Linked DNA regions of Homo sapiens: regions 1, 3, 4 and 5 are each linked to region 2. Evidence: chromatin contacts called from ENCODE Hi-C or POLR2A ChIA-PET data. All regions are on one chromosome and are shown on one strand. Each heading gives the region's core, a stretch centred on a gene start or an enhancer-like site at or near the end of the contact. The rest is flanking DNA. Distances are from core to core; before and after follow the strand shown. Region 1 holds the start of CEP89 (centrosomal protein 89). Region 2 holds the start of UBA2 (ubiquitin like modifier activating enzyme 2). Region 3 holds the start of HCST (hematopoietic cell signal transducer). Region 4 holds the start of CEBPG (CCAAT enhancer binding protein gamma). Region 5 overlaps WDR88 (WD repeat domain 88).

The links. A loop is a pair of places that touch in the nucleus more often than their neighbours do. ChIA-PET counts read pairs that join two places held with the same protein, here RNA polymerase II (POLR2A). Pooled maps may share reads with other maps.
Region 1: a map of CD14-positive monocyte shows a loop between it and region 2 (6-fold over the local background). The contact joins the promoter of CEP89 here to the promoter of UBA2 in region 2. A Hi-C loop is called at or near these places in 1 of 168 maps with a recorded cell type or tissue (CD14-positive monocyte) and 7 of 50 pooled maps. POLR2A ChIA-PET finds 5 or more read pairs at or near these places in 1 of 52 experiments (MCF 10A).
Region 3: a loop to region 2 is called in a map with no recorded cell type, with 6 times the contacts of the local background. The contact joins the promoter of HCST here to the promoter of UBA2 in region 2. A Hi-C loop is called at or near these places in 1 of 37 single-sample maps with no recorded cell type and 2 of 50 pooled maps. POLR2A ChIA-PET finds 5 or more read pairs at or near these places in 2 of 52 experiments (AG04450 and HEK293).
Region 4: a loop to region 2 is called in a map of CD8-positive, alpha-beta T cell, with 13 times the contacts of the local background. The contact joins the promoter of CEBPG here to the promoter of UBA2 in region 2. A Hi-C loop is called at or near these places in 1 of 168 maps with a recorded cell type or tissue (CD8-positive, alpha-beta T cell), 1 of 37 single-sample maps with no recorded cell type and 6 of 50 pooled maps. POLR2A ChIA-PET finds 5 or more read pairs at or near these places in 1 of 52 experiments (BJ).
Region 5: a loop to region 2 is called in a pooled map, with 5 times the contacts of the local background. The contact joins the enhancer-like site here to the promoter of UBA2 in region 2. A Hi-C loop is called at or near these places in 1 of 168 maps with a recorded cell type or tissue (CD8-positive, alpha-beta T cell), 3 of 37 single-sample maps with no recorded cell type and 7 of 50 pooled maps.

Annotation. Positions count from the first base shown.
Region 1 is chr19:32,970,582-32,973,281 of GRCh38, forward strand. CEP89 (centrosomal protein 89) reads right to left here and starts at 1,377. Exons shown (of 19, transcript NM_032816.5): 1 at 1,255-1,377. The coding sequence starts at 1,293. It overlaps FAAP24 (FA core complex associated protein 24), which reads left to right and starts at 1,661. Exons shown (of 5, transcript NM_152266.5): 1 at 1,661-1,765; 2 at 2,603-2,700. The coding sequence starts at 2,616. RefSeq lists enhancers at 1,185-1,404, 1,785-1,834 and a silencer at 1,515-1,644.
Region 2 is chr19:34,427,029-34,429,728 of GRCh38, forward strand. UBA2 (ubiquitin like modifier activating enzyme 2) reads left to right here and starts at 1,353. Exons shown (of 17, transcript NM_005499.3): 1 at 1,353-1,542. The coding sequence starts at 1,405. LOC124904695 (a long non-coding RNA gene) reads right to left here and starts at 1,336. Exons shown (of 2, transcript XR_007067232.1): 1 at 1,094-1,336. RefSeq lists silencers at 1,241-1,480, 1,511-1,620, 1,691-1,850.
Region 3 is chr19:35,901,127-35,903,826 of GRCh38, forward strand. It overlaps HCST (hematopoietic cell signal transducer), which reads left to right and starts at 1,403. Exons shown (of 4, transcript NM_014266.4): 1 at 1,403-1,510; 2 at 2,225-2,290; 3 at 2,646-2,700. The coding sequence starts at 1,468. It also overlaps a transcript of NFKBID not described here.
Region 4 is chr19:33,372,290-33,374,989 of GRCh38, forward strand. CEBPG (CCAAT enhancer binding protein gamma) reads left to right here and starts at 1,420. Exons shown (of 2, transcript NM_001806.4): 1 at 1,420-1,606. RefSeq lists a silencer at 1,207-2,016.
Region 5 is chr19:33,159,186-33,161,885 of GRCh38, forward strand. WDR88 (WD repeat domain 88) reads left to right here. Exons shown (of 11, transcript NM_173479.4): 8 at 1,229-1,311. It overlaps LOC124904691 (a long non-coding RNA gene), which reads right to left. Exons shown (of 2, transcript XR_007067228.1): 2 at 586-1,470. Among named protein-coding and RNA genes, the nearest start is that of TRT-AGT1-3, 17 kb to the right of the region's middle. RefSeq lists enhancers at 1,318-1,727, 2,071-2,240 and a cis regulatory region at 2,156. Within about 2 kb of position 1,451, at least 4 of the 41 ENCODE cell types and tissues checked have a DNase peak (open chromatin) inside an H3K27ac peak, as active enhancers do; they include CD8-positive, alpha-beta T cell, where a contact is called at or near this core.

The DNA of each region.
Region 1 (2,700 bases), core at 127-2,626, 1.5 Mb before region 2:
TGCCTCTCGGGTTTAAGCGATTATCCCACCTCAACCTCCCGTGTAGCTGGGATTACAGGTGCCCACCACCACGCCCGCTAATTTTTGTATTTTTAGTAGAGATGGGTTTTCACCATGTTGGCCAGGCTAATCTTGAACTCCTGACCTCAAATGATCCGCCTGCCTCAGCCTCCCAAAGTGCTGGATTACAGGTGAGAGCCACCTCACGTGGCCTCTACAAAATAATTTTTAAAATTAGCCAGGCATTGAGACTTGGCAGAGTGTGAGGCAAAAAATAAAATAAATAAAAAATACCTAGGTGTGGTGGTGCACACCTGTAGTCCCAGCTACTCAGGAGCCTGAGGCAGGAGGATCACTTGAACCCAAGAGGTTGAAGCCACAGTGAGCTATGATCATGCCACTGTACTCCAGCCTGGGCATCAGGACAAGACCCTGTCTCTAAAACTAAATTAAATAATAAATAAATATAAGAATCCCCTTGGCTGCTACGTGGAGAATGGACCTAGGGGAAGGGCGAGAGTGGAAGCAGAGAAACCAGTGAGGATCTGCCGCAGCAGTCCAGACAGATGCTGGAGGCCGGGGTGTGGGTGGAGATGGGAACAGCTGGCAGATGTATGTAGTGGGTATATCGGATGGGACTTGCTGATGGGGTGTACATGGTGGGTGGAGGAGGGAAAAATGAAGAATGGCTATATCCAGCAGTGCAGCAGGTGTACGTCGTCCAGGAGTTAACTCCGGGCACGGGGACGAATGCTACAGGGGAGGCAGGGTGCTCCTGTCCAACTGTGGCCGACCCTGGGGCAGAAGATTGTTAACGCCGGGCACAGTGGCTCACGCCTGTGATACCAACACTTTAGGAGGCTAAGGAGCTCAAGACCACCATAGGAACATAGCAAGATCCCTGTTTCCACAAAAATATTGAACAATTAGCCGGGAGTAGTGGCGCGCGCCTGTAGTCTCAGCTCCTCGGGAGGCTGGGGTGGGAAGATCGCTTGAGCCCAGGAGTTCGAGGATGCAGTGAGCTATGATCGCACCACTGCACTCTAGCCTGGGCGACAGAGCGAGACCCTGTTTCTTAAAAAAAAAAAAAAAAGTTTAGAACACGAAAAATCAAGGCTTCCTCAACTGAAAACCACTTTCTCTTGTGCCGCCCCCTTGACTGGATCTCAGGCCAAACCCCAACCCGCCCCAACACTTTACCCCTAATTCCCGGCCCCACAGAGCCCCACGCGCGGCGGGCGAGCATCTACTTACGAAATGACTCCTGCGGCCTCTCCGAAATCCCAGGAGCATCCTTGCAGCGCGAGGAGAATGGACCGGGGCCTGGACTCATCAGCAGATCTATCCACAGCCAGGGACCACTCCCTAAAGCCCGCCGCAGGCCCAGCCCTCACGCTTTCTCTTCGCAATGGACTTTGCAGCAACCACGTCGGCCATTGGCTCAGCTCGGCCCTCGACCAATCAGAGCTAAGGTTACTTCCACACCGGTCGTTCTTGGCAACCAGTGGGTACCGTTCAAATCCCCGCCAGGGCGGAAACGTCCGCCCTTATCCGTTCTCTTATTGGTCAGGTTAGACGTCCATTTCTGACGCCACAGCCTATCCGGCGCTGCGGGAGGCGGAGGGCGGGCTGGATGAAGGACTGGGCGAGCACCGAGGGCGTGAACCCGGAAGGTGGCGCGGCCACCAGTAACATGATCTCTAGACTGGGACGGTGGGGTTCCTGCCGGCTGTATTCGGGCCTTGGACTGGACTGAGAAGCTACGGTGCGGATCCAGCTGGGGTATCAGGGGCTAGGCACGTGATGAAAATGAAGGACGCGGACACCAGGACAGGAATCTCCTGGTTCTTAGAGAATTTATTTCGCCACAAATAATTGGCAAACGGGATCTCGCTGTATTGCTCAGGCTGGTCTCGAACTCCTGGGCACAAGCGATCCTCACGCCTCAGCCTTGCCCAATGTTGGGATTACAGACGTGAGCTACCATGCCCAGCCCAGGATTCTTTTAAAACTTAAATCTGATCGTGCCTCTGGCCTTATTGGAATCCAATGCCATTACCACCTCCACCACCACACATCCCGTCTCCAGCCACCCTGGCCTTCATTCAGGCCTTTGTGTTTTCTTTTTCTTTTCTTTTTTTTTTTTTTTTTTGAGACGAGTCTTGCTCTGTCGCCCAGGCTGGAGTGCAGTGGCGCGATCTCGGCTCACTGCAACCTCCGCCTTCCGGATTCAAGCAATTCTCTGCCTCAGCCTCCCAAGTGGCTGGGATTACAGGTGCCCACCACCAAGCCCGGCTAATTTTTTTGTATTTTTAGTAGAGACGCGGTTTCACTATCTTGGCCAGGCTGGTCTTGAACTCCTGACCTTGTGATCCACCCGCCTCGCTCGGCCTCCCAAAGTGCTGGGATTACAGGTGTGAGCCACCGCGCCCAGCCTGTGTTTTCTTATTAGTAATTATAAAGGGAATCTTATTTGACAGTTCTTTGACAAATAATTCAGTTTGCAGAGGGGATCCTGCCCCAGAGGCCCTGGCTTGGAGTGGAATGCAGGGCCGTGTGCAGGAGAGCCTGCTCAAGTGCCGCCTGGCTTTTCCCTCCTTAGGTGGAGACCATCCATGGAAAAGAACCCCCCTGATGATACGGGCCCCGTGCACGTGCCTTTGGGGCATATTGTGGCCAATGAGAAATGGCGCGGGTCAC
Region 2 (2,700 bases), core at 103-2,602:
GATAACTGCTACAGGACAGTTTCCTAGAATTGGAATGAATGAGTCAAAAGTTGTGCACAATTTTAGGGTTTTTTTTTCTTTTTTTTCGAGACAGGGTCTTGCTCTGTCTCTCAGGCTGGAGTGCAGTGGTAAGGGCATAGCTCACTGCAGCCTCGACCTCTCAGGCTTAAGTGATCCTCCTGCCTCAGCCTCCTGAGTAGCTGGGACTACAGGTGCAAGCCACCACGCCCTCTAGAGAAGCTTTGCTTTGGAATCTTTACCTGGAGTGTGTTGGAGTGCTTGTTTCCCAATCCCTTGATAAGTGTTACTTATTTTTTCTTTCTACCAGTTTAGTAGGTGAAAAACTTTTTTTTTTTTTTGAGACAGAGTCTCGCTGTATTGCTCAGGCTGGAGTGCAGTGGTGCAACCTCCGCCTCCTGGGTTCAAGCAATTCTCCTGCCTCAGCCTCCTGAGTAGCTGGGGCTACAGGCTTGTGCCACCACCCCCAGCTGTTTCGGTGTTTTTTTTTGTTTGTTTGTTTGTTTGTTTTTTTGAGACGGAGTCTGTTGCCCAGGCTGGAGTGCAGTGGCGCGATCTCGGCTCACTGCAACCTCTGCCTCCTGGGTTCAAACGATTCTCCTGCCTCAGCCTCCCGAGTAGCTGGGATTACAGGCGCACGCCACCACGCCCGGCTAATTTTTGTATTTTTAGTAGAGATGGGGGTTTCACCATGTTAGTCAGGCTGGTTTCAGAACTCCTGACCTCGTGATCCACCCGCCTCGGCCTCCCAAAGTGCTGGGATTACAGGCGTAAGCCACCGCGCCCGGCAGGTGAAAATCTTACCATTTTGCATGGTTTACATTTTTTTCTTTTTTGAGACGGAGTCTTGCTCTGTTACCCAGCCTGGAGTGAAGTGGTGCGATCTTGGTTCACTGCAACCTCCACCTCCAGGGTTCAAGCGATTCTTTTATGGTTTACATTTTAATACGCTTATTGATCATATTGTCCAATTTTTTGTGAGTTTCCTGTTCACATCCTTTGCCTATATTTTTTTGGGGGTGACACTTGTTAATTTGTAAGAGCTCTTTACGTATAGGGACATCAGTTTTCTAACCTGTAAGGAAGTCTTGGCTGGGAGTTGAAACCCCAGGCTAGAAGGCGACCCTTAGACTTTTTAGGTCTGATGGCGGGCCTATGCTGGTGTGGGAATAACACCGCCGGTCTCAGCTGGAGGTCGCCAGCCCTTTGCAAGAGCCTGCCGGTCCCCGCGGGCTGCAGCACACCCCGGCGCGATGTGCCCTGCCTGTGTCTGCCGGAGGCTGTAGTGCGCAGGAGCGGAAACCAGGCCGCCCTTCCCCCACCCGCTTCCGGCCGCGGCTCGGTTCTCCCGCCTCCGCCTCCGCCGCGGCTCGTGGTTGTCCCGCCATGGCACTGTCGCGGGGGCTGCCCCGGGAGCTGGCTGAGGCGGTGGCCGGGGGCCGGGTGCTGGTGGTGGGGGCGGGCGGCATCGGCTGCGAGCTCCTCAAGAATCTCGTGCTCACCGGTTTCTCCCACATCGACCTGGTGAGGGCCGGGCGCGCGCGCGTGAATGGCGGGCTGTGGTGCGGGGGCTGGGATTCGGGGGTTCCGGGGCTCCAGGGGCTCTGAGGCTCAGGGCCCGGAGCCCGGGACCGGAGTTGCGGAGCGGGGGCAGGCTGAGAGGCTCGGGTTGTGCCCCCCCCGCGGGAGGAGACTGTTCTTTGGGCACGGGGCGGGCCTCCGCTCGCTGGGCCGGCTCCGGACGCCGAGGAGGCCGCGGGCCCCCGCCTCCCCGGCAGCGCCAATGTGTGGCGCTTCGTGGGCGTGAAGCCGCCTCTTATCCTCCCTTCAAAACAAATTCCCGGCTGTTAGGAGATGCGGGAGAGGATTGAGTCCCTCGCGGATGTTGTGACTTTAATTTTGAGGTCCCTGTCGTAACTCCGAAGTAACGACGCGGGGCGGAGGATGGCAATGATAGCGACCAACGCGTCCCGAGCGCTGGTCACGAGCGGGTTTACACACGGAACGCGCACCATCTTCATACCACCCGAGGAGTGCAAACGCTATTTCCACCCTGCTTTATTTTTAACAGATGAGGAAAGGGAGACGCAATGGGGTTGAGTAACTTACCCTGGGTCACGGAGCGAGTGGCAGGGCTCCCGCAGGCTGCGTGACTGTCATTGCTCTCACAGTAGACGGTACACTCGCTTGTTTCATTAAAGACGTTAGGACTGTGCCTTTTGCATTGGTGTACGTTGACAAGCCAGTGCTATTTTGAATCGTTATTTCTACTAATGCAAACTTTTTAGAGATTGGAGATGTTACTGGCCCTTCGGTGTGAGTTTAAAGTGTCTTAAGGGCTAGTGGAAACATGGAATGAACAAAAAAGTACGGGTGGCCGACTGAGTCATTGTTTCTTTCCTTTATGTATTATATATTTAAGCAAAAATTAGATAAAACTTAAAACATGATACTTTTTTAACCATGTGTAAAAGTTTCCTTTCACAGTTCTCAGGTTAATAGTAAATGAAATTGTGTATGGATGAAGGCTTGAATTAAGGGAGGCAGCAAAAATTCAATAAACGTTTGCCATGTATCATTTAAGAAAAAGAACAGAACCTGGGCAACATAGAGAAACCCCGTCTCTACAAAAAAAGAAAATTAGCGGGGCGTGGTGGTGTGCGCCTGTGGTCCCAGCTACCC
Region 3 (2,700 bases), core at 153-2,652, 1.5 Mb after region 2:
CTGGCTGGGGCCTGGATTTCTGGGTCTGTGTCTAAGGGGGTGCTGGAGGCTTTGTCTCCTGGGTCCTGCCCATGGGGGTAGGGGTAGGAGTGGGGATGGAGATGGGGTGGGGGCAGGGAGAATATTACTGGGTCCAGAGGGAGGCAGGACTGGGGGTCTAGACTCCCAGAGGAAGGGTCTGTGGGTAAGGGTATAGGGTGTGGCTCAATTTCTCCCTCTCCCCTACATCACCCTTTTTAGAGGTCTGGTTTCATTTACTCATTCATCATTTAAAATAATTTATTGCAGCAGAGGAGGCATTTTGCTGTGTATTGTGAACTAAGCAGGCAGGAATTCCCAGCCCTGGAGCTGGCATTCCAGTGGGAGGCCACTCTCAGTTTCACTTGGTGACCTTTCACAGCACTGACCATGTTGGCCCTATTTCTCCCCTGCTTGCTTGCTTTTCTATTTTATTTTATTATTACATTTTTATTGTTAGAGAGAGGGTCTCATTCTGTCGCCCAGGCTGGAGTGCAGTGGCAAAGTGGTGAGATCTCGGCTCACTGCAACCTCCACTTGCCTCAGTCTCCCAAGTAGCTGGGATTACAGGAGCCTGACACCATGCCCGGGTAATTTTTGTATTTTTGTAGAGACGGGGTTTCACCATATTGGCTTGAACTCCTGATCTCAGGTGATCCCCCCACCTTGGCCTCCCAAAGTGCTGGGATTACAGGCATGAGCCACTGCGGTGGCCTCTCCCCTGCTTTCAAGATGCCATGCTCTCAGGGGTCCCCTCCCTCTTTCTCCATTTCCCTGGCAAAGTTCCTCCTCTTCCCCCATTCAGTGTGTGTTGTGATAGGGGCAGAATCCTGTCTGCACTCACTTCCTTGGTGATCTCACCCAGTCTTGTGGCTTTAAGTACCATCCATAAGCCATCAACCCCCAAATTTACATCTCCAGACCAGCCTTATCCCCTGAACTCCTAAATGCAGTGAGGTTATTCAGCATCTCCACAGGGAGATTGTCAGGCATTTCCAACCCTGTATGCCCAAACCTCGTCACTTTCCCCGCAAACCCACTTCCCTACCTTTCATCTCTGCCAGCAGACACTCCCATCTTCTCAGCGTTTCATGCCAGAAGGCTTGGCTGTCTAGGATCCCTCTCAAACACACCCACATTCATTTAATCAGCAAATTTTCTTGGCCCTACCTCCAAAATATTTCCAGATCTCCCTAGCCTGCACACCCTTGCCACCTGTCATTCCCACTTGGACCAGGCCAGCAGCCTCCCTGGTCTCTCTGACCCTCCCCCTGAGTTCGTTCACCAAAGGCAGTAACGGAGACACCCCCTCAACACACACAGGAAGCAGATGGCCTTGACACCAGCAGGGTGACATCCGCTATTGCTACTTCTCTGCTCCCCCACAGTTCCTCTGGACTTCTCTGGACCACAGTCCTCTGCCAGACCCCTGCCAGACCCCAGTCCACCATGATCCATCTGGGTCACATCCTCTTCCTGCTTTTGCTCCCAGGTGAAGCCAGTGGTTACAGGGGATGGTAGGCAGAGCGTTTGTGAGATGGGTGCTTGGGTGACGTCTGCAGGGACGGGTGATGAAAGTGGGGTTCTTCTCCCTGCACCCCTTCCCTTCTGGGAGATCCATTCTGCTTCAGGGCCTGGGTCCTTGGGGGCGGAAGGGGGTGAGACAGGGAGTTCTGGAGGGGCTGCCTGTTAGCGTCCCCTTCTCATGGCTGGGTCTCTGCTGCCACTTCCAATTTCTTGTCACTCTCCATGTCTCTGGGAGTCCCCTTCCCATGTGGTCCTGTTCCATCTCTCCAGCCTGGAGATTACTTCTCAGGACACTACCTTTCCTTCTCTACACCCTATTTTTTGGTTTGTTTATTTTGAGATGGGGTCTTGCTCTGTTGTCCAGGCTGGAGTGCAGTGGCACAATCACGGCTCACGGCAGCCTTGACTTCCTGGGCTCAGGTGATCCTCCCAGCTCAGCCTCCCGAGTAACTGGGATTACAGGTGTGAACCAACACTTCCAGCTAATTTTTGTATTTCTTGTAGAGACGAGGTCTCACTATGTTGCCCAGGCTGGTCTCGAACTCCTGGGCTCAAGCGATCTTCCTGCCTCGGCCTCCCAAAGTGCTGGGATGACAGGCGTGAGCCACGGTGCCAGGCTGAGCATTCTGTTTTGTGGACCTTCTCTCCACCCTCATCCACCTTCTTTCTCTTTCCACAGTGGCTGCAGCTCAGACGACTCCAGGAGAGAGATCATCACTCCCTGCCTTTTACCCTGGCACTTCAGGTATCACTTCCACCCCAGAAGCTTGGCCAGAGGCTCCCAGAACACCCCAGTGGTTCTCCAGGTCACCATCCCACCTCCCGTCCCCAAATCAGAGGATCCGTGTCCTTCTCCGAGTCCCAGAATCAGCGACCCCCAGCCTGTGTTCAGGAGCACCCCGTGTGCCCGCCGCACAGCCCCGAGGGTCCTGGGACACCCCAGCCTCTCTGCATCTGTCTCCCGTTTCATTCCCCAAGCGCAACTCCAAGGAACCTGGGACCCGCCCCCTCGCAGGGGACTTCCTCTCTGCCTGTGGCCAAAGCACAGCCCCAGGACGCAGAGCTTGAGTTGTCTCCCTGTTCCGGCCCCCACTCTCCAGGCTCTTGTTCCGGATGTGGGTCCCTCTCTCTGCCGCTCCTGGCAGGCCTCGTGGC
Region 4 (2,700 bases), core at 170-2,669, 1.1 Mb before region 2:
CGACCTGAAGTGATCAGCCTGCCTCGGCCTCGCAGAGTGCTGGGATTACAGACCTGAGCCACCGCGCCCAGCCCATTGTTCACCGTTGTGACCCCTTTTAATTTTTATTTATTGCTTTATCATCTTACTGATTCCTCGAAACAATCTTACGGGGCGAGCCGGTTCCATGGGCGCTGAAGAAACATTTCCTCTTTCAAAGCCTCAATTGTTTGAACGATACGCGTTGCTAAAGAGGAAGCAATTAAACCTATCAGGCGAGTTCTGCCCTCCGCCCAGCGAGCTGCTGCTTCCTGGTGTTAAAACGCTTTCGGGGCCAGGCGCGGTGGCTCACGCCTGTAATCCCAGCACTTTGGGAGGCCGAGGCGGGCGGATCACGAGGTCAGAAGATCGAGACCATCCCGGCTAAAACGGTGAAACCCCGTCTCTACTAAAAAAATACAAAAAATTAGCCGGGCGTAGTGGCGGGCGCCTGTAGTCCCAGCTACTTGGGAGGCTGAGGCAGGAGAATGGCGTGAACCCGGGAGGCGGAGCTTGCAGTGAGCCGAGATTGCGCCACTGCACTCCAGCCTGGGCGACAGAGCGAGACTCCGTCTCAAAAAAAAAAAAAAAAAAAACGCTTTCGGGTTCTCCTGGCGAGTTTTAAGTCACACTGGATCGCTGCTTATTTTCAGAGATCACCTCGCACCCATGCACCTGGAAGGCACCCAAAGAGAATCATTTTAAGAAATTCACTTCATCTCACCCTAACAACAAAGCACAGCCTGCAGCACATGGATTTCACCCATGTGACATCAATGCTAATCCTATGTGTGAAACATCTGGGTTCATTCGATTTTTTAAAAATTAGTAACTGAGATGGGGTCTCGCTATGTTGTCCAGGCTGGTTCTCCAACGCCTGGGCTCAAGCCATTCTCCCGCCTCGGCCTCCCTCGGCGCTGAGATTATAGGCGGGAGCCACCGCGTCAGCCTCCACTCTTTTTGCGGCGACAAAGCCCGCCCGCCTGCGGGGCGTTCCGTTCGCAGAAACTCTGTGAGGGACGCCGCGGGGGCTTCCAAGGGACGCGGCGAAACCAAAACAGTCGCCGGTGGTTCACAAAACCACCTCAGAAAATGCTTCCAAAGGCACGTCTGGCCTCCACAAGGTGACGGCTTTTCAGCCTCCGACTCGAACTTGAGTCGTCCACAGCACTAGGCCGCCGCCAGCCCGGGCGAGCTGCCTAGGGACCGCGGACGCCGCAGCAAGCAGCTCCCTGCTCCCGCCACACCCGCCGAGCCAGCCGCGCGGAACCCACTCCCCCACCGTGGGCCCGCCTCCCGCCGCCAGCCTGCCCACGATTGGTCGACTGGGCTGCCCGTCGCGAGAGAAGGCGGTGCCTCCGGCAGGCCGGCGCTCCCATTGGCCGGGATGGCGGCGGCGGCGCGCGCGGCCCCGGCGAGCAGGGGAAGCCGGTGGCCGCGGCTGCGGAACGGGCGGAGGCTGCCGGTTTCGTAACCGTCGCTCCTCCTCGCTGACTCGCGGGCTGTGAGGCCTGGGTCGGCTCGGGCCGCACCGCGCGGGGCCGCTCGGAGTGGAGGCCGCCTGGGGGCAGGCGGGCTAGAGGAGCAGGTAAGGAGGCTGCGGCGGGCGCCCTGAGAACGGGGAGGAGGAGGCCGCGGCGACGCCGGCCGCTCGACTGGGTGCGGGCCCGGCTCGGGGAAACCCAGCCCCGGCCCCAGACGGCCCGCTGGCCCGGGAAGGCCACGCGAGGCTGGAGGCGCGGGCGGCGGCGCCGCGCGGCGTCTGATGCAACCTGCCGGCAACACCCGGCGGGGACGCTGAGCTCATTCCTGGCCGCGGCCCAGCGCTGCGGCGCCGCCCGTCGACCCCCGCGCTGCCCGGGGCGCCCCTCGCGGCGGGCCGGGAGCGCGCGAACGGCCGGGGAATGCCCCCTGCGGAGCCCGGCCCCCTCTCGGTGAAACGGGCGCTGTGACCCGCCAGGCTCGCATTGGCCCCTGGGGATGAAGGGTGTTCCCAGAATAGCAGAAGGTGGACCGAGTCGAGCTTTAGAATCCTGATCTTCTAGAAGGGCTCAGCTTGCGGTGATCGAAAATCTGTTCAGAAGTTCAAAGACTGATCAATAAAATAGGGAAAGCAACTGGTTTTTAAATGCATGACTTTGCAGAGATAATATTTTGCTTCTTTGTGGAGCTGTTGGAATGTCCTGCACTTTACTGTTGAACGTAGTTTAGAAGAACACGCAACACCTACGGGTCGAATAGAGAAGAAATGAAGCACTTCGCAGGCATAGTTGGAGGGAGCGGAGCAGGGCCGACAGCCAGCGGAGGTGACCAGATGCGAAGGATGGAAATGCATGTGTCGCGGGGGGAGGAGAGTGTTTTCCAGGGCAGCTGGTGTGTTGCTTCTCTTCCGCAGGTTTACGTGTTGGGTTTTCCTCTTGTTTGAAGTTTATACTGTAATCTGGCATCCTGAAATGTATAAGATTTAGAAAGGTCTCAATGTTGATGGGTGACACCAAAATTGGTAGTTGTGTCAGAATTGACTGCTTATATGAATAGGTTGTCACTTAAGGCAGACTTCTCCCAAAGAAATGTGACTCCCAGAGAAAATTTTAAAAGAAAATCCTATAAGGGCTTGCTTTACGAAGACATTCTACACCTAGAAGCTCTTGATATTTAAGATGTGGTCATCTGTTAGCCCTT
Region 5 (2,700 bases), core at 201-2,700, 1.3 Mb before region 2:
TTTAGCCAGGTGTGCTGGCACCTGCTTGTAGTCCCAGCTACTTGGTAACTGAAGTGGGAGGATTGCTTGAGACCAGGAGTTTGAAGCTGCTGTGAGCTGATTGCATCACTGCACTCTAGCCTGGGTGACAGAGCAAGACCTTATCTCTAAAAATAAATAAATAAATAAATAAATAAATAAATAAATAAATAAATAAATAACAAATAAAATGATCCCTAACCACAGTGCCGAAGTGCTGTTTGCCGTTCCTAAGCGCGAGAGTGCTATGATGGGGAAAATGCATGCATCCATTCAGGCATGAGTTACAGCTGTTGGTTGTGAGTTCAATGTAAACAAATCAACAGTATATATGCAATAAGGTGTCTTTAAACAGAAACACACATAAAACAAAGTTACGTACTGATCAACTGATGAGAATGTGACCAGAGCTCGCAGGAAACTGACCCTGTATTTCCCCTAGGAGCGATGGTTCAGTATTCACTAATTCAGTGTCTGCAAAAACTGCAGAGGCCCCCAACCTTTCTGGCGCCAGGGACAGGTTTCATGGAAGACAACTTTTCCACAAATGGGAGCTGTGGAGGATGGTTTCGGGATGACCCAAGTGTATTACATTTATTGTGCCCTTTATTTTTATTATTATTACATTGTAATATATAGTGAAATAATTATACAAGTCAGCATCATGTAGAATCAGTGGGAGCCCTGAGCTTGTTTTCCTGCAACTAGATGGTCCCATCTGGGGGTGATGGGAGACAGTGACAGATCATCAGGCATTAGATTCTCATAAAGAGTGCACAACCTAATCCCTCGCATCCGCAGTTCACAATAGGGTTCATGCTCCCGTGAGAATCGAATGCTGCAGCTGATCTGACAGGAGGCCGAGCTCAGGTGGTAATACGAGCGATGGGGAGTGGCTGTAAATACAGATGAAGCTTTGGCTTGCTTGCCTACCACTCACTGTCTGCTGGGTGGCCTGGTTCCCAACAGGCCATGGATTGGTACCAGTCTGTGGCCCAGGGACTGGGGACCCCTGTCATAGAACATGACTACTGTAAATGATAAGAATCAGCTGTAATTGGCTTGGGGTCGTGGAGCCACTCCAGGAAGGGGTTTCAGTGTTGTCAGAGTGAGATGAGGTGGTGCCTCGCCAAGGCATCTTCAGCTGGCTTTGGGCTCACTTGGCTTGGAAAGTTGACCCCCATCTCCACCCTTTCATTTTCTGTTGCAGGCTCTTTTCTCATTTCTGGAGGGTTTGATAGGACTGTGGCTATTTGGGATGTAGCAGAAGGCTACCGGAAGCTCTCTTTGAAGGTACATGTGGCCAGCATGAGATTGAGGATCTGAACTTCCCTCCCGAGTCCTTCCTGTGCTCAATGCTGGTTGCTGGGGACACAGCTGTGAGTGACACAGGCCTTGATGCCTCTGTGGGCTGATGAAGGACAGACAGGAAGCCAGCAAACACACCACCGACTGTGAGGAGTGAAATGGAGAAACCACAACAGGGTGACATGATGGGGACAGAGGCGGGGGACCCATCCACATTGCATGGGCAGAGCTTCCTGGAGAAGGAGGTGTTTGAGCTGAGAACAGAAAGGACTACATAAGTGGGGATCTTGAAGAAGAAGGGCAGTCCAGGCAGATGGAACAGCTGATGCAAAAACCCTGAGGTGGGAGTGTCTAAGAACAGCAGAAGTTACTGTGCAGGCCTGGGCACTGTGGCTCACTCCTGTAATCCCAGTACTTTGGGAGGCTGAGGTGGGCGGATCACCTGAGGTCAGGAGTTTGAGACCAGCCTGGCCAACATGGTGAAACCCCCGTCTCTACTAAAAATACAAAAATCAGCCGGGTGTGGTGGTGCAAACCTGTAGTCCCAGCTACTTGGGAGGCTGAGGTGGGAGGATCGCTTGAACCCGGGAGGCGGAGGTTGCACTGGGCCAAGATTGTGCCACTGCACTCCAGCCTGGGCGATAGACTGAGATTCTGTCTCTAACAAAACAAAACAAAACAAAAAACAGAAATTACCTTGAAGAGAGACGCATGCCCTAGTGAGGCATGCACAGAAAGCTTGGGGTTCCAAAATGGGGATGTCAACTGAATGCTCTGGGCTACAAGTGAGAGGATGAGAGGAGCCCCAACTCAGAGTGGCTCTATGATACGGGGATGTGTTATCCAACACAGCAAGAACCCACAATTGCCTCATGCTGTGCCCCTGTTCCCCCAAGGGGCCCCACACCCCAGGATTTCTGCATACTCCCTGGTTTCACGATCTCACTGTCACCTTTGGCTGTGAATGCGTGCATCCCTGATTCTTGGTCTTTCTGTTCCCAGGGACACAAAGTAGACATGTGTCCTTGAGCAGCCCATATTCAGGTCCCTGGGGCTGGTCTATCTGAGCTGTCTTCTCCTAGGACTTGGGGAGACAAAGCGAGTTTCCTCACAGCAAATAAACGGATTAAAATGGAATGTTAAACCTCTCTGTGCTTAAAGTCCCTCTGTCATCTAGGCACAGTGGCTCATGCCTGTAATCCCAGCACTTTGGGAGGCTGAGGCTGGAGGATCATTGGAGGTCAGGAGTTCGAGACCAGCCTGGCCAACATAGTGAAACACCATCTCTACTAAAAATACAAAAATTAGCCAGGTGTGGTCATGCCCACCTGTAGTCCCAGCTACTTGGGAGGCTGAGGCATAAGAATCTCTAGA